Linked DNA regions of Mus musculus: regions 1 and 3 are each linked to region 2. The links are chromatin loops, found by intact Hi-C in ENCODE. Cell type or tissue: left cerebral cortex. All regions are shown on one strand. Region 1 overlaps Tnik (TRAF2 and NCK interacting kinase). Region 2 overlaps Tnik (TRAF2 and NCK interacting kinase). Region 3 overlaps Tnik (TRAF2 and NCK interacting kinase).

Region 1 (8,000 bases), 62 kb after region 2:
CTGTTTTCATTCAAACCACAAGTAAGAATTTTCTAAAAACTGTTTCCTAGACAATCAGCAGGATCCTGGGAAAAGTTTAATGATTACGTTTGTTTGCTTGCTTGCTTGCTTGTTTTGTGAGTAAGGGACTGAGTGCTGTGTCGAAGCAAGCTCTGCCTATGTACTCTATCCTCAGCCATGCTTGTACTTTTTTGAAAGTTGTCTATGCTGGCTTTGACCTTCCTCAATAGCTTAGGCAAACCATGAACTTGAGGTCCTGTTGCCTCAGCCCTCAACACAGATGAGATTACAAACCTATGCCCTGATGACTACTAAGTTTACACAATAGGTTTCAGCTAATTTATAAATTATAAGCTTAATTCCTTTAAACCTATACATAGGAAAAATTACAAATCCACATTTCAACGTGTATCAGTGTTTCTCATGAGATCCGTATGAAAACTCCCTTTGCTTCTCACTGCTACAAAGTTTTCTACAGTGATCATGAGTTGCCAATATAATGACATGAAAAGAAAGCTTTGTCTCTTTAGCTAAAGAAATGTTTGACAATTCAGAGGCCTTTGCTCACATTTAGTCTGCAATTTTGGATGCTGGAATCCCTGGGTCATCCTGATTACGTGTGGGCTAGGCTCCTACACATATTCAAGCTCCTAATGGTAGACCCTTGGCACACAAATATTAGCCATTCATTCATCTGGTTAATTTTTTTTTCTTGCTTATGAAGAGAGAGAGATGGGATCTAGAACCATGCTTACATGAAGCAAGTACCCCACCACTGAGCTAAACCCTTAGTTCCCCAGCTTCTGTTTTAAGATAGGATCTCCCTTATGTGTCAAGACTGGGCTCAAGCTTGGAATCAGCCTGCCCTAGCCTTTGGTCAGTGAGCCTGTACCACTCTATAGGTAGTTCCTTAGCTATACAGGTTAACTGAGCTGTGCTTTCCTCTGTGCCATAGTTACATAGATCTGAGCACTTAACAATTAAGAATACTTTATTTATACATAAAAGCGACTTGGCCGGGATCTCTGTGAACACACTTTGCCAAGTTTATTTTTGTATTGTAAGGATAAGAGATATTCTAAGATGGCTCAAATACTAGCAAACCAAGGGAGTGACCCAGAATAACAGCACCCCAGCTGTGCTTTGGGGGCTTCATCCTATCAAAGGAGCATCTTCTCTGAGCTCCAGTGCCTGCACTTACAAAAGAGGTAAGTTGCTACCCTAAGCCTTGGGTAGAAAGATTGACAGACAGATGTGTGACCAGTTAGGTATCCAAACATAGTGAGCAGTGGACTTTCATTCCATCCTTCCTTACTCCAACGATTGGCTGGCTTTGTCCCATGTTCCATTTCTATCAGCAACAGGCACAGCAATTTTCTCAATGTGTGAAGCATTACATGTGATCCTTTGCACATTCATAATGACTTCATGGACTTTGCTGATATTTACTTAAGGGGTATTTATCATGCTCCATGCATCAGGCACTGCTTTAAATACCAGGAATAATGGTAAACATACAGGAAGATCTCATTAAAAGCAAAGCTTCAGATGGGGGAGGGGGTGCACATTTTTTTTAAGTCAAAAATAGTAATAATTGTTTTAAAGACAATAAAAGCCTGGGTTAAATAGTCCAAGGGTGGGAGACTTAAAGATGTGTAGCAAAGACCTGCCCCTTGGGCAGTGTATTGCTCTCACAATCTGAAGAGATAATGCATCAAAGACAACCTCTGTATGTGTGTGTGGCAGGCAGCCTCTGGAGGGCACTTGCTGATGCTTGTCTCTGGCAGCATGATTCTGTGTGATGCCCTTCCCCACTGACTAGGGCTAACCTGAATTACAGACCAGATAGCAGGAAGTGATAAATTACATCCAAGACTATGCCATCAAAGACTGTTGCTTTTGCCTTGCTTACTGAGATTGCTCTATCTGCAAAAGACATTGCCACAAAGATGCTCCAGTATGGTACCATGAGTCTGCCTTGCTTTGCTTTCCATTGCTACGACAAAGGCCATAACCAAAATCAGCTTTAGGGAGGAAAGGGTTTCTTTGACTTACATAATCTGAGTTCACTGGGGGAAGCCAAGGCAATACTTGAAGCAGAGGCCATAAAGAACACTGCTTTGTGGCTTGCTCCAACGCCTGTTTGGCCTGCTTTCCTATACCATCCAGGACCACTGGCCCTGGGGTAGCATTCCCCCAAGCAAGCTGGGACCTCCCACGTAAATTGTAAGTCAAGAAAATGCCCTACAGACTTGCCTACAGGCAATCTTATGGAGGCATTTTCTCAACAAGGATTTCTTCTTCCCAGTTATAACTCCCAGATATATCTAGATTTGTGTCAAGTTCACAGAAATCAACCAGCACAGAGCTCCCATCATCTGTCAGAAGCCTTCCACCCATTGCTATCTGTGTCAGGATAAAAATTCAAGGTCATCTCCCCTCAGGTTCATAGAAGTATAACCCTTCCTACCTTTATTATTTTTCAAAAGACTGAAACATCTTGCATGTAAGCATGCATGTGCTTGTATATGTATGTATGTACGCAACACACACACACACACACAGACACACACACCAGCCTTTAGATTCTAATACTGAAAATATGAAATCTCTCAAGACAGACTGTGGAGAAATGATAGAGAAATTGTAGAAACAAGGTCTCTCCTGCACAGAACACAGCACTGTACTTCTCATGGTCGGTGTTTTTGAAATCATGCTGTTTGTAACAGGTATACTCTCCGTAAGGGACATCCCCTCGAGTCTTGTCACCTACAGAACATAATGAAGTGTGTGTTCCCCGAGACTGTGCTATGACCAGGACGGGGCTGTTTCTGGAGTTTCTATCACCTCTGTAGGCAGCATCACCCTCAGACCCTCTAAAAGGACTGTCCGTTGTATATTTGTCCATGTAGAGCGTATTCATTGCTGTGTGGACGACCCTGGAGGAGATCCCCAGAAGAATAATCATAGGCATTGTTTTCCGGAAGCTTGCTATCTAGCAGATTCAATCTAAGACTGTAGCGAGTACCACCAGAGAGGTACCAGGTCAGATCTGTAAGTGCCAGAGAGAAACCCCATCCCAGAAAAAGCAAGGACAATTGTTTGTAAACCGTAACTAACCTGTGTATGTTTGTCATTGGGAAACTAAGGACCTAAAGAAGGGTAGGGTGTGTCCTAAAGAGCATATTTCATCAGGTGGGAGAAAGGCTCTTTGGGGCAGTGGCAACCATTAATGGTAAAGAGCATGCTGGGAGATGCAGCTGCATAGCAACTAGCTTAGACACTTGCTAAAGTGTAGGCTTTGGCCCTTAGGCTAGGGAGTCAAGGAAGGCTTGGTACAAAGAAACGACCAGAAAGAAAATGGGTTTGAAAAATACTTATGCGGCTGCCCAGATAAGGCTGGGACAGGGAAAGCTCCTTGGGAAGATATGGGAGGTGGCTGTCATCACAGCAGCTACAGAGAGGAGTGGAGACGTGGTGGTGCATATAGAAGACATTCAGAAGGAAAATTTATGCTTGGAGTGGAGGAGGGTGTATTTTCAGGACTCAGGGTATCTCCTTGGGACAACTAGACTCAGTCTGGGCAAGTAGGAAGAGGTAAGGGAAATTTCTCTTTCTGAAGAAAAACAAAAACAAAACAGCAAAAACAAAAAAAACCCTCACCATCAGAATGGGGAAAACCACCCGGGAGGTCCTTATCGTTCCCATAGGAACCTCACATTTATATGCACAGAAGAACATTTAATTCACAAAACATCCTGGGGATTTGCTGGACACCCTCAGCAGGGTGGTAACAAACTAGCTTTCCTTCTAAGAGAACTACACCCCACCCCTAAGAAAACTACACCGTGCCCCCAAGATGGGAGCAGTAATGTGACTTTGAAACATCTCTCAGACTCCAGCTCTCCCAAATGCTGTCAGCATAGAAGATGACTGCACTCAACTGGGCATGGTTGCCAGGATTCAATGACAGCAGCCCCAAGGGACCATTCTCACTGAAAGAGGAGTGGCATCAAAGCAGGGAGTATAGACTAATTCTAGAGTAGAAAAAAGGGACAAAACCCAGAATATAAGCTTTCCATGAGCCTTAGAGATAAGAGAGACGGTGTGTGTGTGTGCATGTGTGTGAGTGTGTGTGTGTATTACTTTGATGAAGAAAATGCATTTGAAATTCTTTCATCAATGAAATATCCCATGATCTCCTAAGCACATAATTATGCAAACAGCGAACTAAGAGTTGTATTAGACTTTGTATTAAAGATTACTCCAGTTAATAATGAACACTAAAAATGCCTTTGCCTATAGCACTGATGCTCTGATAGCTATGGGTGCATCCTATCTTAGTGGGAGGTCATGTCATTGAAAAACAATGACAAATCCTAAAAACCCGTTCAAGGTCTTGGAAAAGCAACAAATGCATCCAGAGGAAGACAGCTGTGCTCCTGCCATTTTAAGATGCTGTCATCAATCCGTGCAACTTTACTAAAATCTCATTTTAGACCAAATTTAATTAAGTGCTCTGGGGTAATGAATTAATAATGTTTCAAGAATTCTTTAAGACCCAAGGGACCTCTGACCAGGTTTTAGCACTGAGATATTAGTGTATCATTGTAAGTGTCCACTCCTTTCTCATCCCCTTTGAAAAAAAAATGAAAGAAAAAAAAAGAACAGACACGATGTAATAAAAGTGTTTGCATTTGAATAATGGGCCATCTATACAGAAGAGAAGTAAAGACAAGAAAGAAAAATTGCCTTAATGAATAAAGCTGTTGATTGATACTAGTCTAGAAACCGTAACCTTTAAAAGGCTTCGCAATGAGCCTTGCTCCTCTGTCATGGGAGTCTATCCTAGAACCAAGCTCCACTGAGGACCCACGAAAGTGTACAAGGTCGAATGAGCACATGAGAAAGTCTGTTTCAGTGCTATTGCAAAGAGGCATGCTCCATGAAGAGCAAAGAAACCTGAAACCCACCTCTGGCCTCCACATGCAGACACATGTGCACACTCACACACTCAGAAAGATGTGCCTTCTGAACTAGACTCCGTGGCACACACCTGCCATCCCAGCACTGAGGAGGCGAAGGCAGAGCTATTCAGAATACAAGGCCAGTCCAGGCTACACGGGGAGTTTCACACAGTCCTAGGCTACATCTTAACAATCTGTCTCAAAAAAACAAAAACAGATAAACACACACACACACACACACACGCACACGCACACGCACACGCACACACACACGCACACACACAAACTTGTCCTTCAGCACTTTCCACAAGGTTCAGTCCCTGAAATCAAACGCTGGTGGGTTTCCCATAAAATTCTATCTACTGACATACGTGTACGCTGTCTTGTGATGACATAAGTGCTGTGCAGTAAAGCCTTTGATTTTAGGATCCAGGATGATGAAGACAAGCAGTTGCCATTCCACCTTTGTGCTGCTGACACTCAGGCATGCCCTGTGTCACAGACAGAACTAATAGGCTATGTACAGGAAGCCCAGGAGCTCGGGACCATTCCACTTCATTCACTAACGCATTCATTCATGCATATGCTCATTCATTACTTCATTCACTCATCCAATCGCTTGTTCAACTAATGAGATAGCTAGATTCAAAGGACACTGTGGCCCTTAACGAACTTGTAAGGAGGCGAAAAGAAAAGCTCTTGGCCCCAGCCCTGGCAGCACAAACACACAAAGTGCAGTCAAGAGGTACGCTTTCCAGATGAAAATAATTCTTCCGTCTGGGTTTTGATGGAGAAGTCGACGGCTCAGTTGGCAAAGCACTTGCTGCACAGGCGTGAGAACCTGGGTTTCCGTCCCCAGCAGCCATACATGGAAAAATCTGTATGTGGCAGTGACTGTAAGGAGATAGGAGTGGAAACAGGAAGATTCCTGAGGCTTAGAAGCAAGCTAGTCTTGCTCAGTCAGTGGGATGCAGGGTTCGTGAGAGAACCTGTCTCAAGAAGTAAAGTGGAGAGGTAGCTGCCCTTCCCGATGACCTGGGTTCGATTCCCTACACTCCTGTGGCAGCTCACAACCATTTGTAACTCCAGTTCCAAGGGATCAGACATCCACTTTTGGCCTCTGCAGTCTCCAAGGATGCTGTGGCGCACAGGCATGCGTGAATTTTTAAAATACCCAAACACATAAAAAATAAAAATAAATAAAAACAAAATTGAGGTACAGAGAACTAGAGAAAGGAACATGACGTTGACCTCTGGTTTCCACATTCGCATGCACATACACAAACATGTCAGCTAAACACCTGTGTGTACCAATTTACATATGCAAACTACACACACATAGGTCAGGAGCAGGGGGTGCGGGAAGAAGAGATTGATGGCTAGGTCCAGAAAGGCATGGGGGTGGAGGTGAAGGCGGTGTAAGTCATCTAATTTTGTCTGAGTCCTGCCCCAAGCTGAAAGTCTGAGGTCAGAACCCCTGACCTTGAGTGCCCGACGCCTTGGGCCAGGCTGAGCAGAGCCAGTGTTGAGAAACACGATCCTCTTCAGAAGGCTGTCTGTGCTGAGCTCACCTCATAGGCAATGCAGCATCATGGTGGATAATTTCATCTTTTAATACAGCGAGGTCTGAAGCAGGCATGACTCAAGCCCAGGTCTGAATAAGAAGATTGTTTGCAGTAGCCTGGGTGCGTGCATACACATTTTCATACACCCACATGGAGAGAACTTAGTCTGTAATACTACATATAATATCTGCTGTAATACTACATGTAATATCCGCTGTAATACTACATGTAATATCCGCTGTAATACTACATGTAATATCCGCAACTCCAGCAATTTTAAAAAGCATGCATGGACATCAGAAACCTCACACACGGAGGTATCTGAATAATGTGCATGTCTGGACGGACCCCTTGGGACATGTTCAGATGGAGAAGGGTTACTGAGAGAGGTTATCAGCGCAGGACACCATCTGTCCTATCTGATTTAGATGTCTATTTGACTTCGAAGAAGAGACTGAAAGAAGGCTAGGCAAGATACATTCCAAAGGTGCCAGATAGTTCTGGTCATTTGATTTGGTAAGTTCACTGTTTCTAGTAGGTTTTCCACTCTCAAGACAAAAAAATCCATGCCCCTGGTCAAATGATTAATTTCTCTTGCCCTCCCTACTAGCAGAAAACATCTCACTGACTTCATTTCCAGCTACAAATGATCAAATGATGTGTCTTAGAGAGCAGACTGAGGAGTCCGGAACCATATTCTTTCCTCTGGCTACTTTTATTTCCCCCTTGGCTGTGTGACCTTGGACAGCAAAGTTTACCTCTCTGGGTTTCAGCTTCCAGAGTGTCACACTACAGGAATGGGCCAGTGTTCTAAGATTCTTTTCCAGCTCTCATCTATAAAACCATCCCCTACCTAACATTCAAGACTTAGTTGAGCTTCATGAATCCTGCCATGAGGACTCATGGAATTCTGATTATTTCCTAATCATAAACCCCACTTCATTTTAGTCAAAAACAAAAACAAAAACAAAAACAAAACCACCACTACCACCACCACCACAACAACAAAATCCCACCCATATTTTGCATGGCTTAAATGACAGGGCTGGTACTGGTTGCTCTGGTTTGAATTATGCATTGTTCCAATTGGGGAGAATTTCAGACTAGGCCCAGTCTGGGATCACTGACTGAGAACAATAAGCCCCCAAAATCAGAAGGAGAAAGGCCTCTCTAGACAGGATCTGCTTTTAAACCACCAAGCCCAGGGCTTACAAAGAGCATTGATTGTATACATTAAAGAGCCACAGGGATGTCGAGGGGCTGACAGGGCTGCACCACTGACCTTGCCTGCAATTCAGGGTCAGGGTTTCCTCAGAAGGACTTCTCTGCAAGCTTAGGAACCAACCTCTCCAAATCTGGGAAGGCAGCCACCATCTACGCTTCCATTTGTGGGCATCACCTACTGGCCCTCGGAGACAAACGGACCTGCACACCTAGCCTACCACAAGACTGCCTGACGCTCCCAGGC
Region 2 (8,000 bases):
TAAGAGTGGCTGAGTATTGACCACCCTTGGTAAGAGAAGCTGAGTACTGGCCAGCCTTGGCTGAGAGAGGCTGAATAGTGGTCAGCCTTGGTAGGAGAGGCTGGTAAGAGAGGCCAGCCTCTGTAAGAGGCTATTACCACTCTCAGTACTTTACTGGTCTATTAAAATGCCAGCTAACTGAAAATGCTCTTGTCAGACCTCCACTAAGCGTTAATAAGTGACACACCATCTCTGAAAGCAACACATGTAGGACCAGAAGTGGATAATAAATAATAACAGGTCAAGATTGTCACCTCATCTGATGCCTTTTGTTGCAGTAACTACCATTGATCTCTTGCTTGAGCTTTCCAACCTTTCCAACTTCATTCCCTGACGGATGGGGCAATTATTGTTTATGAACTCCTCTGAGGAGGCCCCGATTTCACAGGGTCTCCCACACAGCCATTCAATTAACACAAAGAAATGGATCCATTAGGTTTGCAGAAGCTGCCAACAAACTGCCAAGCTGGAATAGGCACGGGCTTCCAGAGGGAGGACACTAGGCTAGGTGAGACAGGTGGTCTCCACTCTTGGCTCATTTAACTACCAAGCTGTAGAAGTCCAAGCCCATCACCCTGCCGTCCTGCAAAGCTGAGACCATGTGTCAATCTTATGACTTATCCTTCATGCTGTCAATGTCCTGACTGACTCTCCTCTGAGACTGTATAGCTCTTAGTTTTATACTTTTTAACTTTTGTTTCTGGTATGGGTGAACTTCCTGAAAGTAGAAATCATGGCTGTATATTTGTTATCTTAGGGAACAAAGCCCAAGCGTTGATCATCACAGAGAACTCTAATAGAATTTCAATTGACTCTTCAATAGGCCCTCAACACGAGCTGGGCAGGTGCCTCATTAACCTTCATTTTATAAGGGAAGGAACAAACTGAGCCATTACCTCCCTGAGATAAGGCAGCGTGAGAGTAAGTTAATAGCCTTCCTCCCCACTCTGAAACATCTTTCCAGAGAGAGCATCTGCCATGAACAAGGCTTACAAACACAAATCACCATAGCTGGAGTGACTGTCTTATCTACACTGGTAGGCCTTGGGACAAAAATTATTTTTATCTGTCTTGAGGAGTGTGTGTGTGTGTGTGTGTGTGTGTGTGTGTGTGTGTGTGCAAGCGCACTTGCATACATATGCAGGAGCTATAGAAAGGAGTGTTTGTGGAATCAAATTTTGCCACTCCAAAACTTGTTATTTTGGCATAGGGATTTTGAACAGAAGGTAACAGGGAAATGACAGATGTAGAAGAAATTCTACCCTCTCCATATCTGTTTAAAAACAGGGAATAAATTTCTCTTTACAATGCTAACTACCCTTACCAAGTAGAAGAGTGACAACTCTCACTGCACACAGCACAGACCTACCTCTGCATAATTAGGCTTTGTGGGGTGGTCCTTGTCTTCCATCAGTTTGTCTCATGTCTTTATCTTCTCAGAGTGCACTTGCCCTATGAACCCCACAGCTCATCCTGCCTTTGTCACACCTTTATGATCCATCACTTCTCCCTATGGATGTACATAATCTCCAAATTCTAGCTTCTTTCCTAAATCACAATTCTTTGTGAACTCTCCAATATGTGTATGCGATTAAAGCTGTTCTTGTCTTTTAATTATCTACGGTGGGTTTATTTTTAACTTTCGGAGCCAAAATAAATGGGCTTCAGAACAACCACCCTAGTTTGTTCCAAGGAAAGAGATTCCATAATTGTTCTGCTACATTTTCCAATAGAGACAGCAGTCTTCTCCCTTCCACAGCATGTGACAGGCTCATATAAGTCACATCTCTGGAACTACCATAGATGAGGCCACTTTAGCATGGAGCTTGGGGAGACAGCAATCCCCACCACCTCCTTCTTCCTCCCTCCTAGCTCAGAGCATGGCGCACGCTCTTCTTGGACTGTACAAGTCCAAACACATGGAGAATGCTAAGAATGCATCTCCGTTTGGCAGAAGGCTTGCCGTCTTCTGCTTGTTGAGTAGTCCTGCAAATGGTGCGAACTGGAGCCAAGCAGCCTCAGAAGCAAACTGTAAGTTGGAGGTCAAGACAGACCCAGCTGCCCTTGTCTTTACACATTCCTGGCTGGAATCCCGCTGAGTTAATATTGGGAAAAACAAAACAGGCAGACCCAGATCCAAGAAATGCCCAGCTGGGGCAAGAGAGAGCAGGCACAGCAAACTTTTGCCATGTTTATACACACCATCTTCCTTCTGGAGTCCCCCCCCCCCCCAGATTATCCCTGAGGATTTCTTTCAAGCGATTTGTGACCTTCCCAGTGAATTTTGCACCCTACTTCTTGAACCATATGATGGTCCCATTGAGGGTGGCGGGCACCACACCAGTTTCCACAGTTGGACCTGAAACAGAAATGCAGTCATGTGACTGACTCAGGGAAGAGCTGCCACAGATACTCATTTCTCAAGTCTGTTTCTTCCCCACTTCTTTCTATGAGGGATGGTTTTTACACCTTTAAAAAGACAAGGGCTCAAGGAAATCAACCAATGGTTTCTTTTGAATGTACCAAACTGAGGGAAATTACAATTCTGAGATCAAGTGTAGTGTTAATTTCTCAGGTAATCGTTTTATTCCAAATACATCCAGATACAGACAGAAAAGTGGTGTCTTAGTTATCTTTCCAATTGTTGTGACAAAATACCCTGATAAAATAAACCAAGAGACAGTCCAGTGAAGGCAGCAAGAACTTGAAGCAGCTAGTCAACAGCAGAAAGACAATGAGTACATACATACTTAAACAGTCTAGGGACCAGACCTAGAGAGTGGAGTCACACAGTCAATGGGCAGGTCTTCCAGCCTCAATTAATGTAATCCAGATAATGTTCCACAGGCATGACTACAGGCCAGCCTGACTATCAGTCCTCAAGCATTCTCTTCCTAGGAGATTCTAGAGCATGTCAAGATGACTGTGAAAATGAAACATCAAAGATAGATTCTGTCTTCCAGCAAATTTTTATTAAGAATTTACACTGGGGGGCTGGAGAGATGGCTCAGCAGTTAAGAGCACTGACTGCTATTCCCAGAAACCACATGGTGGCTCACAACCATCTGTGATGGGAATCCAATGCCTTCTTCTGGTGTGTCTGAAGACAATTACAGTATAACTGTATATTCTTATAAATATAAACAGAATAAATAAACCTTAAAATAAGAAAACATTTTTATAAAGAATTTACACTGATCCTAAAAATGCATATTTTCACATCCTTTTACACTTCTTAAATAGAGATGCAAATAAAAATTACAATAGTGGTTTCTAACCTACAGTAAAGAGTATAGTTGGCAATCAACTGCACAAATCACAGAGGAATGGCTTAGCCACTTTGTGACCAAGTAAAGCCATCAACTCCTTCAAATTTGCCTTTATCTCTTCAAGGCATCCTCAGAAGTCACAGCCAGAGTAATGAGTGTCTCCGGAGAAGATCCAGTCATGTGACGTTCCCCATCTAAATCAGTCATTGAATCCCCTTCACAACGTGCCTCGCTGTCAGCCTCGCCTCCTGCCAAACTTGATTATTTTCTTGGCATTCAAATGCCTCTCAGTTCAGCTCACTTCTACAAATCACTTCAAGTACCAACTGTGAAATCTCTTGTCCTGAAATTGAAAGACATGTCTACTTTGAGGGGTTTTTAGCTTGCTATACTTTAGTACAGAGTTATTATACTGCCCCCAATACACACACACACACACACACACACACACACACACACACACATACACACACACACACACCCCAGGATCTCAAGATAAAGTTTGCACTTTGCCAGTGCTTGGAGCAAAGCCAGAAAGCACTGTGTCTAAGAAACTAGAGACCAATCATGGTTCCTGCAAAGGGGACATCAGAAGATTGTCTTCTAGGGCATGAAGAGTCCATCAACAGCCAGACAGGCTTTTGGTTGCTCCAAACTCAAGTTCCACTTTTACGGGGAAAAATGTGAGACCTAGACTAATGGACTGTAAGTTCCCTTGCTCTACCGTCTGCCCGTTGAGCTTCAGTAATGAGCGATGCCCATTTTGCTGCTCAGGCTTGCCCACTACCTTTCTTTTCCAAAATAGATCCTCAGATTGGCAAATTATAGTCTCAGGCTTGGGATCCTGCAGGTGAATGTGTTGGAGGAGAGGAGTGAGGATATCTAAAACTAAGAGAAATACAAAACTTTGAAACGAACACGCCATATAATCTCATACCTAGCCAGTAAATCCTCCCTGCATTATAAAATAAACAATGCAAGGCTCAGCAAAATTTGATAAAGAAAGGAAAAAGACTGTGATTTTCAACTGAGAGAGAGGCATGTGATTATTACAAACTTTGTCAGAGGGTTTCAGAAGTTCACGAGATCCGAGCATTACAAAAGCTAAGAGGTCGTCATGGAGAAGAGCAAAGACTCAAGCGTTTGACAGACAAGGTCTCATTACAGCTCTTTCCACTGGCTGGTTCTTTTATTCTGAATACTTCTTGGTCTCTCCAAGACTTAGTAGTGGCTTCAGTGAACCAGAGATCAGGAACCCCATCCATTAGGTCTTTATAGGATTAAAGAAGGCACAGTAAACCCTTGTGAGAGGTCCCAAGCACACAGTCACGATTACTACACAACTGCTAACACCTTCTCCAGACACACAGAGAGCACATTTCAGGACCTGAGTCTTTGACTAGGACACTGGAGATGCACATAGCATTCAAGAGACACAGCAGATAGAGATTGTGACAAGGAATGACAGTCAGATAAAACACTGTATCTCCACATTGTTTTAATCATGTATCGAGATGCAATTTTCCATGATTTTCTATCTTTTTACTCATGAAATGCATTACAGATTCCAACAGTGCTCATGATGAACGCGTATAATTTAAATAAAAATAGTAGCAAACTGAACACAGCAAGCATGTACCTAACCCATCTTAGAATCCTCACATTACTGCTACCAAGATGTTCAAATGTCTCTTTCTGGTGTGCTGGTGTGTCCCAGTCTTACATTATGCAAACAGCTTGAATTTTAGGTTTTTCAATTTTATCACTTCTTGTTTTATTTTCATACAGCTTAATTAAGATGCACTTCACAAACCACACAATCATTCAGTTGAAGTAAACTGTCCTGTGGTGTTTCGCATGTGTGACCATCACAGACAATTAAAAACAAAAAACAAAACAAAACAAAACCTCCCAGCACACCCTTCTGTTGTCTTTTTACAATGCCCAACAGCATCCACCTCAGCCCTAAGCAACCACTGATCTGCTTTCTCTACACACTTCCCGTTCTGAACACTGCATGTCAACACAATCATACAATATATGGCCTTTTGTATCTGGCTTCTTTTACACCGTAATGTTTTCAGAGTTTGTCCATACAGTAGCCCGTAATATACTTTGTTTCCCTTTAATGGTAAATGTTATTTATTGTTTACAGATATCAGACTTTGCTTTATCCACTGTTCTTCAATTGATGAGTGTTTAGGTTGATTCTATATTTTATCCATCAAGAATATCCATCTACGCCAGGCATGGTGGCGCATACCTTTAATCCCAGCACTTGGGAGGCAGAGGCAGGCGAATTTCTGAGTTCGAGGCCAGCCTGGTCTACAGAGTGAAATCCAGGACAGCCAGGACTACACAGAGAAACCCTGTCTCGAAACAAACAAACAAACAAACAAGAATAGCAATCAATGAACATTTGTATACGAAGCTTTGTGTACATGTTAATTTCTCTTGTACACAGAAGAGACAAAAGTTAACAGTTGAACCTTAAGAGCGGCTAGACTTATAAGCTTCCTAATCCTAGAAGCCAGAAAGATAAAGGTACCAAATGATCTTGGCTGCCAACCAGCCTTACTCAGCCAAGTGAAGACCATCAATGCCTGCGGAAAACCTTCATCAGCCTTTAAATGGTTATGCATCAATTGTTCACACACGGGCAGGCAACAGCTCTCAGAACTTGAGCAGTTCCAGGTGAATTTCATAAAACCAGGGCTTCCTCCATTCCTCGCCATTCTCTTTAATGCCATGTCTAAAGAATTTTTCTTATAACTCGGTTCATTTTGTTTGTGGACAATTATTTAGCTAATGAAACCACTAGAAATCAAATATAATAATGGACCAAGAATGAAGAGCTACAGAAATGTTTCCATTAAGCATGGCATTTTTTTTTGCCATTTCCTTTATGTTCATAGAAATTAAAAGAAACCTACTCCCTACCAAAAGTCTGAATCTTCAGAAATATTCTAACATCGAGAGTGGGTAAGAAGCAGTAAATGAGAATGAGGTGAGAGGTTCCTGGATCCTCTGAAACTTGACACCTGCAAAATGCATCCACTCCTGCAATCACCATGACAGTTCTGTCTCCGGGGCCTCCCACCCAAGGTGCAAAGGACACTTGGTTCTGATTTACCCACTGCGCAACGCCATGTTCTTCCCAGTTCAGTGCGCACCTCTTCCGTTCCATTCCAGAACAGATTGATGAATGGAAGAATAAGGTGACCCAGCAACCAGTACATAGCTGTGTAAAGTTGGGGTCAGAGGGTGAAAAGTTGGCCGATACCGAAATGCATCTGAATGCTAATACAGACCCTCTGGGTGTCTTTGACTCAGGTCATAACATTGAGCCTTGGACTACTGGAAAGTTCTAGAAAGCAGAATTTCAGGCTTTCCTGTGATGATTAGAATGGAAATATACTAATAGCCCCTGGGAAGTACAGGTGCTGACCCCAAATGAAGCTCAAGAGATTAACAAAAGGCAGAAGAATAAAATACCTCCTGAAAAATGACCTATTTCAAAAAAAAAAAACACTTATATTTAAAACAGAAATATATATGTGATGTATTTATATTTTAAAGAAGACAATTTTAGATAAAAAGTGTGTCTAATTTCCAGACATTAGCATATAACATATACTGATGAAAAGATTTCTACAATTAACAAAGTTTGCTTCTTTTCTACATATTAATAGTTCTGCCTAGATTTACAGCTGTTAGCAAAACAAGCACATAAAACAAAACAAATAGGTCAATCTGCTTTCCAATAGTAACGCCAGCACTGTAATTCAATATTTTAGTTTAATTAACTAATTTAATTTTAATTTAATATTGCTTCATATGTAACTGATATAAATGACCAGGAAATGTTAGAGAAAGAAAATGCAGCCGCAGTGTGATATGTGGAGTTTTCATTTGCGTTATCCAGAGCACAATTTTCCCATTTGCTGGTTCTTTTCACACCAGTCACAGCAAATAGCGAGTGCTTTTAGACATGCCAAAATAAGTAATGTTTTACTATTAGCACTTTTCAAATCATCCCTCCTTAGACTGTCACCTTTTGCCAACCTGAAGCAGACATCGAAACCGCGAGCTTCTGCTGCCTAATTCCAATATTACAGTATTTTCCTGGAAGAAGTGTGAAGTGGAAGAGTACACAGCGCTAATAGCGTACACTTGTTATTCTGGGGGTGGGGCTGGGGACGGGGAGAATACACAGTGTGGAATCATTAGGCCTTCAGAAGAGGACAGCACCTTACTGTGCTCATCACCAACGTAAGAACAAGCACCCTCCTTCTCCCATCGCTATCCCGGCACACAAGAAACAACGGTCCCTAAGTAGCTGCCAGAGCAATCCAGGGGCCTCTGGTCTGTCCCACATAGCCCTTCACAACTGAGCTCTGTCCAACTTCCTAACAGCTGTTCTTATCCTCACACCACATATATGAGCCAATGTTGTGCGAGCTTTGACATGTGAGGTAAGTGGATGAACCAAGCAGAGACTGAGGACCCGGGCGTAGGACTGGGGGGTCACGGTCAGCACCTGGTACAGCAGAGGTTGGGCGTCCTCACCAAGGGCACCCAGAAGAATGTCTTCACTGTGCTCTTGACATGTTACTCGCCATTCCAATCCGTGCTTTTAAACACGGTGTTCCCTCTCCATAGCACACTTTACCATCGCTGTGAAAGAAATGT
Region 3 (8,000 bases), 220 kb before region 2:
TGGCTCAGGGCAAATGACTTCTCTGCGCCCTCTTCCCTGGCTACAAATATAGATGCCTACAGTGCATACATTAAAACACTGCTGTATCAATTAAACATGTTAATTCATTTTAAATGCCTCTTGTGATTAGTGCTGACATGACCATGGGGACACTTGACCATTCTCTGACCATCACTACACTCAAGGAAGAAAAAAAATCCTTTCTTAAGGATTGTGACATGGAAATCAAACATTGCTCCCCCCGCATACTTCTGCTAAGTAAAATGGGCACCACTGAGCAGTGTTCAGTGGCAGAGTTTGAAAGATGACTTTGTCATTATGGGAACATCATAGAACCTATCTGCTCCTGCCAACATGGCTGCAGAGGCACCAGGTGGTTCAGTCTTAAGGCACCACTGTCATACATGGAGTCCATTGCTAACCCGAATTTTATTATGTAGCAGGTGGCTGCACAGCATTGTTTAAAGGGATTGCTGTAGATGGATTTGGGGAAGCAGAACAGAACAGGTTAATTTAAAAAAACTCATGCTTCAGTTTGGGTTTTGATTTTGGTGAAGTATACAGTCACAGTACAAACTAACCAGTTCAATGTATCTCAAATATTTTGTGACATCTACTTTATATCATCATTATTTTCATTTGGCACACACACTCACACACACACACACACACACTCACACACACACACACACGCACGCACGCACGCACGCACGCACGCCTACAGCCCTATAGCCCTACAGCCCTACCTTTGTTCTATCTCAAAACTAAAGTGCCTAACAGCAGGCATGGAACTCTAAAAAATAGTCCGGATGGGCGGGTAGGGTGTGTGCTGGCTAGATTTTTTTGTCAACTTGACACAATCCCATGTCATCTAGGGACACCTCTCTGTCGTTGAGAAAATGCCTCTATGAGACTGGCTTTCAGGCAAGTCTTTGGGGGAATTTTCTTGATTAGTGATTGATGTGGAGGGACCCAGCTCACTGTGTGCACTGTGAGAACCCGTAGCAAGAGCTTTGAAAGGTAACCAGCAAAGTAGGATTCTCTTCAAGGAGCCCCGAAAGCCATTGCGTAAGGCCGTGAAGTGAAGCCTCATCTGTAAGGCAGAACTCAGTATATTAGATTTTGCTGGGATTATGGGATAGCCACTAAGGAGAGTTAAAGGTATGGAGTGGAGCCATTCGAAGGGAGGCTATGTGTGCTGTGGGCAGAGTAGGAGAGGCACGGCTGGTGGAGACCAGATGACACCACCAGGAGCCTTGGATGCTTGACACTGAACCTCAGGATTTTGTGTTTCCCCTGCTAAGCTCAGGCCTTAAAGTCTCCTTATCTATCCCTCTCTATTGGAACGAGAATGTTTATTTTGTGCTACTTCATATTGGAAATATGTGAGCTGGGTTTTAATTTTACAGGTCTTCGAGTTAAGAGATACCTTGAGAATCGCAAAGGCTTTGGGCCTTTAAGCAACAGGTTATGGAGCTGTTAAGATTCGGGAGACTGGTGTAGAGGAGGTAAAGGCACTTTGCATCATGAGACGATCATGTGCGTTTGGGGCCCAGAGGTGGAGCTTTATAGTCGAGGGTCAAGGTGACAAGAAGTGGCCATATGGTGGCTAGTCTTCATTGTTAGTTTGACTGGGTTTAGAACTACCTAAGAGACACACCTGGGAGGATGCCATTAATGAGCAGGCTTTAGGTTCTACTTAGGAGGGGAGATCTATCCCCCATGTGTGTAGCACCATGCAGGGCTTGGAGTCTCTGGATTAAAAAAAAAAAAAAAAGAGGATGAAAACAGCTGAATATCAGCACTCATCTCTCTCTGTGTTCTTGATTGTGCACACAGTATGACCCCTGCCTTAGTTCCTCTTCCACAATGGGCTGTATCCCTTCTTTAATTGTGACCTAAAGGAAACCATCCTCTCTGAACTTGATCTTGCCAGGTATCTGTTATAGAAATGATAAAGTAGTCAATGTAGCCCATGAGATGACACATGCCTGCGGATGGCCAGCCTGTTCTTCTGTGGAAAGGCTTAAAATACCTCCCCGGAGCAGTGACAGGAGAGGAGGGGATGGGAAGTGAGGCCCACGGTAGACAGTAACCCCCACCCCCAGAAGCTTGGCACATTACAAGCAGAAATCTGGCAGGCAGCAAGCTTTGCAGAGTCACTGTTGCTTCCAGGGGAAGGAACGGAGCTGGCTCCTCTCTCTGGGAGTCGGATCCAGGGAGGAAAGGAGAGAAAGATCTCAGAAGAGTGAGGAGGGGCCCTCCTGCGCTCTGTCACCACATGCTATGTGGCACCCAATGAAAGGCTGTTGCTGGGGAGAGAACATGCATTTCTCTTACCCACAGTGACCCTCTGAGAGGAAGGAGAGCAGGGAAGGCTTTGCCTCCTGGTTACCAATAGCAACTCACAATCCCCTTGCAGGTCTGGCAACTGAGAGACTGTCATTGCTTGTGGCTTTTCTGTTTCCTTCCCCTCTGTGTGCCTTTCCTCTGTTGAGCCAGGGTTGCCATGTCATTACCAGCTGATTGGTAGTAATTAAGCCTGCTCTATGTGGTGGGTGGTGTCTGTGGGTGGGAAACAGGAGGATGCCAGTCAAGGGCCTGAGCCTTAAGTCATAGGAAAAGGGACAAACAATTTGTTCCTGTTTAGTTGAATTATTCAGGGCTTGTGCCTATAAAATCACAGGAGGTCACAGACTGGTAGGGATTGGCTCCAATGCTAGAGGAGATGTAAGAATGTATTAGGAGGCCGTGCCACTTCTGCAGCAGGGGAGACGGGGGGGGCATCGTATAACAAAGCATAAAGACCCCCAATGTAAGTACACAGAGAAGTGACAGGCAACATTTGGCATAACCTGAGGACTCCATTTCCAAGCCTCACCTGGTTGCTCACCATCCACACTCCTGTCTTACCCCGTTCTCAGGGAGTAGCAAGTAGTAGCTCTCTTTAGAACAAGTCACCTTTTTGTCAGGATAAGCTTATTAAGAACAAAGGTTGTACTCCTGTCCCCAAATAGAAAGCCAGCATGTCCTGTCACAAAAAGAAAGGGACTGAAAAAAAAAAAAACTCACAAAGAACCACAATTGCTCATGCCAGAAACATCACAGGGACCATTAGCAGGTCTGTGTGGGCGTGCAGGGAGCCACTGTCTTGAGGAATAGAATGGGCTGACTCTAAATCATCACCTTTTCCAAAGAAATGTGCCGTGCAGCCAGGCTAGCATAGCCTGCAGTCGTAAATCACATCATTTTCGTGCCATTACTTGGGCTCCATTTTGGCTAATAGCTCCCTGCCTCGAGGATAGGGTTAACAAGCTGCTGTATAGACAGCAGGTAGCCAAGCCTCAAGTCCAAGATCAATGGTGGCATACAGAATGTCACCTACCAAGCTGTGGCATGCATTTTTAAAAAGTATCTAGCCAGAAAGACCTAGGGATCAGGGGTAACTCAAAAGAAGATCTCAGAGAGAGGCCGGGTGGGTGGTGTGGTCGCTACAGTGCTTGTCATTCAAGCACGAGAACTGAGTTCAGAACCCTAGCACTCGTGTAGAAAGCCAGGTGTGCTAGCGTGTGCCTGTAATCCTATGAAAGATGGCTGGGGCTCTGGTATAACAAAACACTTTGTCTATCGAAGTAAGGGAGGAAAGCAACTGTGAAAGATAACAGAGGCCAACCCAAGGCATCTACATACAAGCACATGTGTGTGCACCTGCAGACACATGTCCACACATACACACAAAAGTGAAAGATCACAGGAAAGCTTCGCCCTCAGATCTGAAAAGTACTGTGGAGCAAACTCACCACTTCTTAGACTTGAGCCGAGGTGCAGGGTTCCGTGGGATGAGGAAGAGGGCTCTCATGGGATGCATGTCACAGAGGGCTGCAGGAGACCAAAAACAAGGACCAGAGCCAGTCAGAGGCCACCCACACTACCATCCTGGCCGCACACAAAGTATGCACATGTCCATAAGGCTCTTGGGAGCAAGGGGTCAGGACCTCAAAGCTTCCAACTTGCAGACAATCAAGAGCTGATGTCTAATTAGATGGATCTCATAAAACACACATTTCAAACAGACATTAACATCCCTCGGGGTCACACCTTTACTTCATAAGGAAAACAAGTCACGGGGTCAACAACTAGCCACCTGCCATTCAAAATAAACACCATCAGGTGACAGCTATGTTGGCGTGGCTGGGGTAATTTTTTTTAAAGATTTTATTTATTTATTCATTATATGTAAGTACACTGTTGCTGTCTTCAGACACTCCAGAAGAGGGAGTCAGATTTCGTCATGGATGGTTGTGAGCCACCATGTGGTTGCTGGGATTTGAACTCCGGACCTTCGGAAGAGCTGTCGGGTGCTCTTACCCACTGAGCCATCTCACCAGCCCTGATTTTATTTTAACAGAAACCTAAGCCACAATATAACTGGTATCGAAACATCCAAAGTCAGTGTCTTCCCCACTGGAGGCTCATACAGGCACTGCTAACTATGCAAATTTTTAGACTTTTTGGTCCTCTGCCAGAACACCATTCTGTTTCCAAATGTCCCTGCTAGCTTTTCAGGGTGCAAAATGTGCTTTGTTTTTAAATCCTCTGGCCCCAGAATGATAGAAGAATGAAGTCAGCTTACAGACATGATGTAATTTTATCATGGTCATACTCTCTATTCTTATTTCAATCAACATATCTTATTAGCTTACTTTCTCACAGTGAGAATACAGGATTTTTTCCCCACTTCTCTTCTATACCAAGATTGAGAATATATGCTTTCTCAATGCCAGAGGATTCTGTGGGCAGAGTTTATTTATAGTCCTGTCTACCACTAGGGATGATAACACAGTTTTAAGACTGTGGTATCCAAATTTTCTGACTCACAAATGTCATTGTGAACAAAGGCAATCTTGTCAACAAACACTCCCGGGCAGTCATGTTGCAGATGGATTCAAGGAACTTAGATCCTCGTGACAGCAGTGACGGTGTGACAGCAGTCACGGGGTCAGGAAGAGTCCTGAGTTTAAGAACCATCTGTCCTGAGGGTGAAGGGCCTTTTCAGTCCTGGGAAAAGTGGCTGAGCAAGTGTGACAGGGTAGGAAACACAAGCAAGGACGTGACTGGGGCCAGTTCCCATGTAAAGGAAGGTAGAAAAGTTGCCGGGAAAGGTTCACTATCACTATGCAACTATAGCCCTGGGTTAGGGGAGGGAGGATCTAGACTGTCCTGTAATCCAGACACAGTCTGCCTGGGTGTTGCTTGAATCACAGCTGCCTGCAAAGTGAATCCTTGTCTGTCAGGAAAGGGCGAGCCTTGCTGTCTTTACTGTGGTTGGCATGGGTGGGTAAAGGAAGACTCCGTCAGGGGGTCTGGGAGGTCCAGTCAAAGTCTCCCAGGCCACCGCTGCAGCTCCCAGAGGTGTTCTTTGGTACTAACACAGAAAGTCCCAGGGAACTTGGGAAGTTCTCAAGGTTGCCAGTGTCTGGGACAGGGCTCCAATAAGGGCACAGACATCTAAAGCTCCAAATGTTTATATTTTCATAAGAGGGTCAGCCTCCGACTTCAGGGATTTGCGAAGGCTGCACCTGAGGAATTCAGCTTTGGAGTTTTGTAGTGGGGAGCTGACCTTGTCTGTGGGAGTGTCTATGGTGCCTGTGAGAGAGGCGCAGTGCCTCCAGAATGAGCCACACTGTAAGTGGGCAAGACAAAACGCCTCCTCCAGTGTCTGCACTCTTCTTCCTAGCAAAACACAGATCTGCACACTGCTCTGCAACAAACAGATTCCTGGTTGATTTAAATTGCCTCTGCTTTCTAAATACGCCACATCAGACCCATGCCGAGCTCAGCGTAGCAGAAGTAGGCCAACCGCAGCCCTGGCAAGGAGCCCGCAGGACCTGCAGAACCAACCAGCAGCAGATTTCCCCCAGAGGAAGGAACTTACGGGGGGCACCTTCTGCCATCTCAATGGCGGTGATTCCCAAAGACCACAAGTCACTCTGCAAAACAAGAAAGCACAGATACACACATAAATTCAATCAACAGAGGACAATTTGGTTAAACCTGGTAATTACTTCGGAACAGCCTGTGGGGAAGTCAATCCATTGTCTTTACAAACCTATTTCTCCAACCAGCTGCAAAGCCAGAGGAGTCACGCTCACTTCTCATCATATGTATTTTCCTGGTGCCTGTCTGGCAAATAGTATGTTTCCAATAAATGTATGGAAAGAAATATAAGGTTTTAAAAAGTTACTTTATTACTGAGATTTAAATGTCAGTCAAACCATGTGAAATTTTGCTCTTTTCAATTTTTTTTTTAATTCTTGTAAAATAGTGGATTTCATGCTGTTGTCAGAACATCTGCCTAGTGTGGACCTTCCTCCTGGCTCTCTTCCATTATCCACCTCTTTCCCTTCCATTCTCTAAATAGTCTCCCCTTTCTATTTTTCTATCAGATATGCAGTTTTTCTTTCAATGCTTTTATTGAATTATAGTTGTTACATAGTAAATGGCACATGTATGACGTATACTGTTTGATGAGCTAGGTCACTAATGTGACCCCACCACCACGGCAACAAACATCACACCTCCAGAAGATGGCACTCTCCCCCCTGAAGCTTCCCCTTTCTTCCCCATCCTTCGTTCGACTGTCTAGGTAACTTACCCACCTGTTCTCTGTCATGGTAGATTGATTTCATCTTCCAAATTTTATAGAAAAGAAATGTAACAGTAGGTGCCTCTCGAGTCTGGTTCGAATTGCTAATCAGAGAGTTCCCAAAGGTCCTCTCTCTTGTACCATATCTCGGCTCTTCATGCCCTCTTGTTCTTTAGTAGTATTCTACTGAGTGATGCACTGGAGTTTGAGCTCACTTGCTGACAGGCATTTGGAGTGTCTCCAGGTTGAGCTATTCTCTATGAAATGTCTGGGTCTTCGGTACAAGCTTTTATGCCTTCTGAAGAAATACCAACAGGTAGAGCTGGCAGACTATTTAGGAGGTATTCTAGGCACATCTACTTTGTTTAATGAACAACAACATGTCCTTTACTGTGGCATGATGACAATAGGGTGTGCATGGACATTTCAGTGTGGACAACCACATGTTCTCCAACTTGTTTGCAAACTGCCAATGGAAAATAGCTCTTTAAGTTATAACCTGCCTTAGAGTGGGGAACAAAATATCCATGGAAGGAGTTATAGAGACAAAGTTTGGATCTGAGATGGAAGGAAGGACAATCCAGAGACTGCTCCACCAGGGGATCCATCCCATAAACAGCCACTAAACCCAGACACTATTGCATATGCCAGCAAGATCTTGCTGACAGGACCCTGATATAGCTGTCTCCTGTGAGGCTATGCCGGTGCCTGGCAAATACAGAAGTGGATGCTCACAGTCATCTATAGGATGGAACACAGGGCCCCCAATGGAGGAGCTAGAGAAAGTACCCAAGGAGCTGAAGGGGTCTGCAACCCTATAGGAGGAAGAATAATATGAACTAACTAGTACCCCCCAGAGCTCGTGTCTCTATCTGCATATGTAGCAGAAGATGGCCTAGTTGGTCGGGAGGAGAGGCCCTTGGTCTTGTGAAGATTATATGCCCCAGTACAGGGAATGCCAGGGCCTGAAAACAAGAGTGTGTGGGTTGGGGAGCAGGGTGAGGGGAGGGTATAGGGGATTTTCGGGACAACATTTGAAATGTAAACGAAGAAAATATCTAATAAAAATTGTTTTTGGGAAAAAAAAGCTATAACTTGCCTTCGTAGGTTTAGACTGACTTTCAGGCTCTAATCTGAGTTTTCCAGCCCAGTGCTTCTCACTTTACCAGAAGAAATCTCCATGTCTATTAGCACGCATGTTTCCCCACAGGTGACATGATTGTAAGGGCAGCATGGCTGGAGCCACCAAGACAAGAACAAAGCCAGTGAGATGAGCTCAGAAATTGCTCGCTATTCCAGTGTTCCAGTGGATGGGTAAGAAAACTTAATGTGGGCCTGACTCTCTGACCTGCAT

What was found. Hi-C counts contacts between places; a loop is a spot of excess contacts. Peaks named below come from ENCODE experiments on the same cell type or tissue, not always from the same donor. Only the 100,000 strongest peaks of a DNase experiment are listed, where the experiment ranks them.
Region 1: a loop joins it to region 2, with 2.5 times the contacts of the local background. A loop is called at or near these places in 5 of 42 quality-filtered maps.
Region 3: a loop joins it to region 2, with 2.5 times the contacts of the local background. A loop is called at or near these places in 2 of 42 quality-filtered maps.

The regions. Positions count from the first base shown.
Region 1 is chr3:28,265,876-28,273,875 of GRCm38, reverse strand. All of the region lies in intron 1 of Tnik (TRAF2 and NCK interacting kinase), which reads right to left. Among named protein-coding and RNA genes, the nearest start is that of Tnik, 6.7 kb to the right of the region's middle. In left cerebral cortex, no CTCF peak of the experiment used is centred here; DNase peaks (open chromatin) are centred at 3,502, 5,731 and 6,499; H3K4me3 peaks cover 463 bases; H3K27ac peaks cover 371 bases.
Region 2 is chr3:28,328,069-28,336,068 of GRCm38, reverse strand. The region is part of intron 1 of Tnik (TRAF2 and NCK interacting kinase); the gene reads right to left. Among named protein-coding and RNA genes, the nearest start is that of Tnik, 69 kb to the right of the region's middle. In left cerebral cortex, no CTCF peak of the experiment used is centred here; DNase peaks (open chromatin) are centred at 1,186, 2,067, 3,550 and 7,765.
Region 3 is chr3:28,552,918-28,560,917 of GRCm38, reverse strand. Tnik (TRAF2 and NCK interacting kinase) reads right to left here. Exons shown (of 33, transcript NM_026910.1): 8 at 5,936-5,990; 9 at 3,801-3,879. Among named protein-coding and RNA genes, the nearest start is that of Gm52603, 130 kb to the left of the region's middle. In left cerebral cortex, a CTCF peak has its summit at 4,267 (motif pointing right); DNase peaks (open chromatin) are centred at 3,072, 4,542, 4,812, 5,722 and 1 more place; H3K27ac peaks cover 3,434 bases.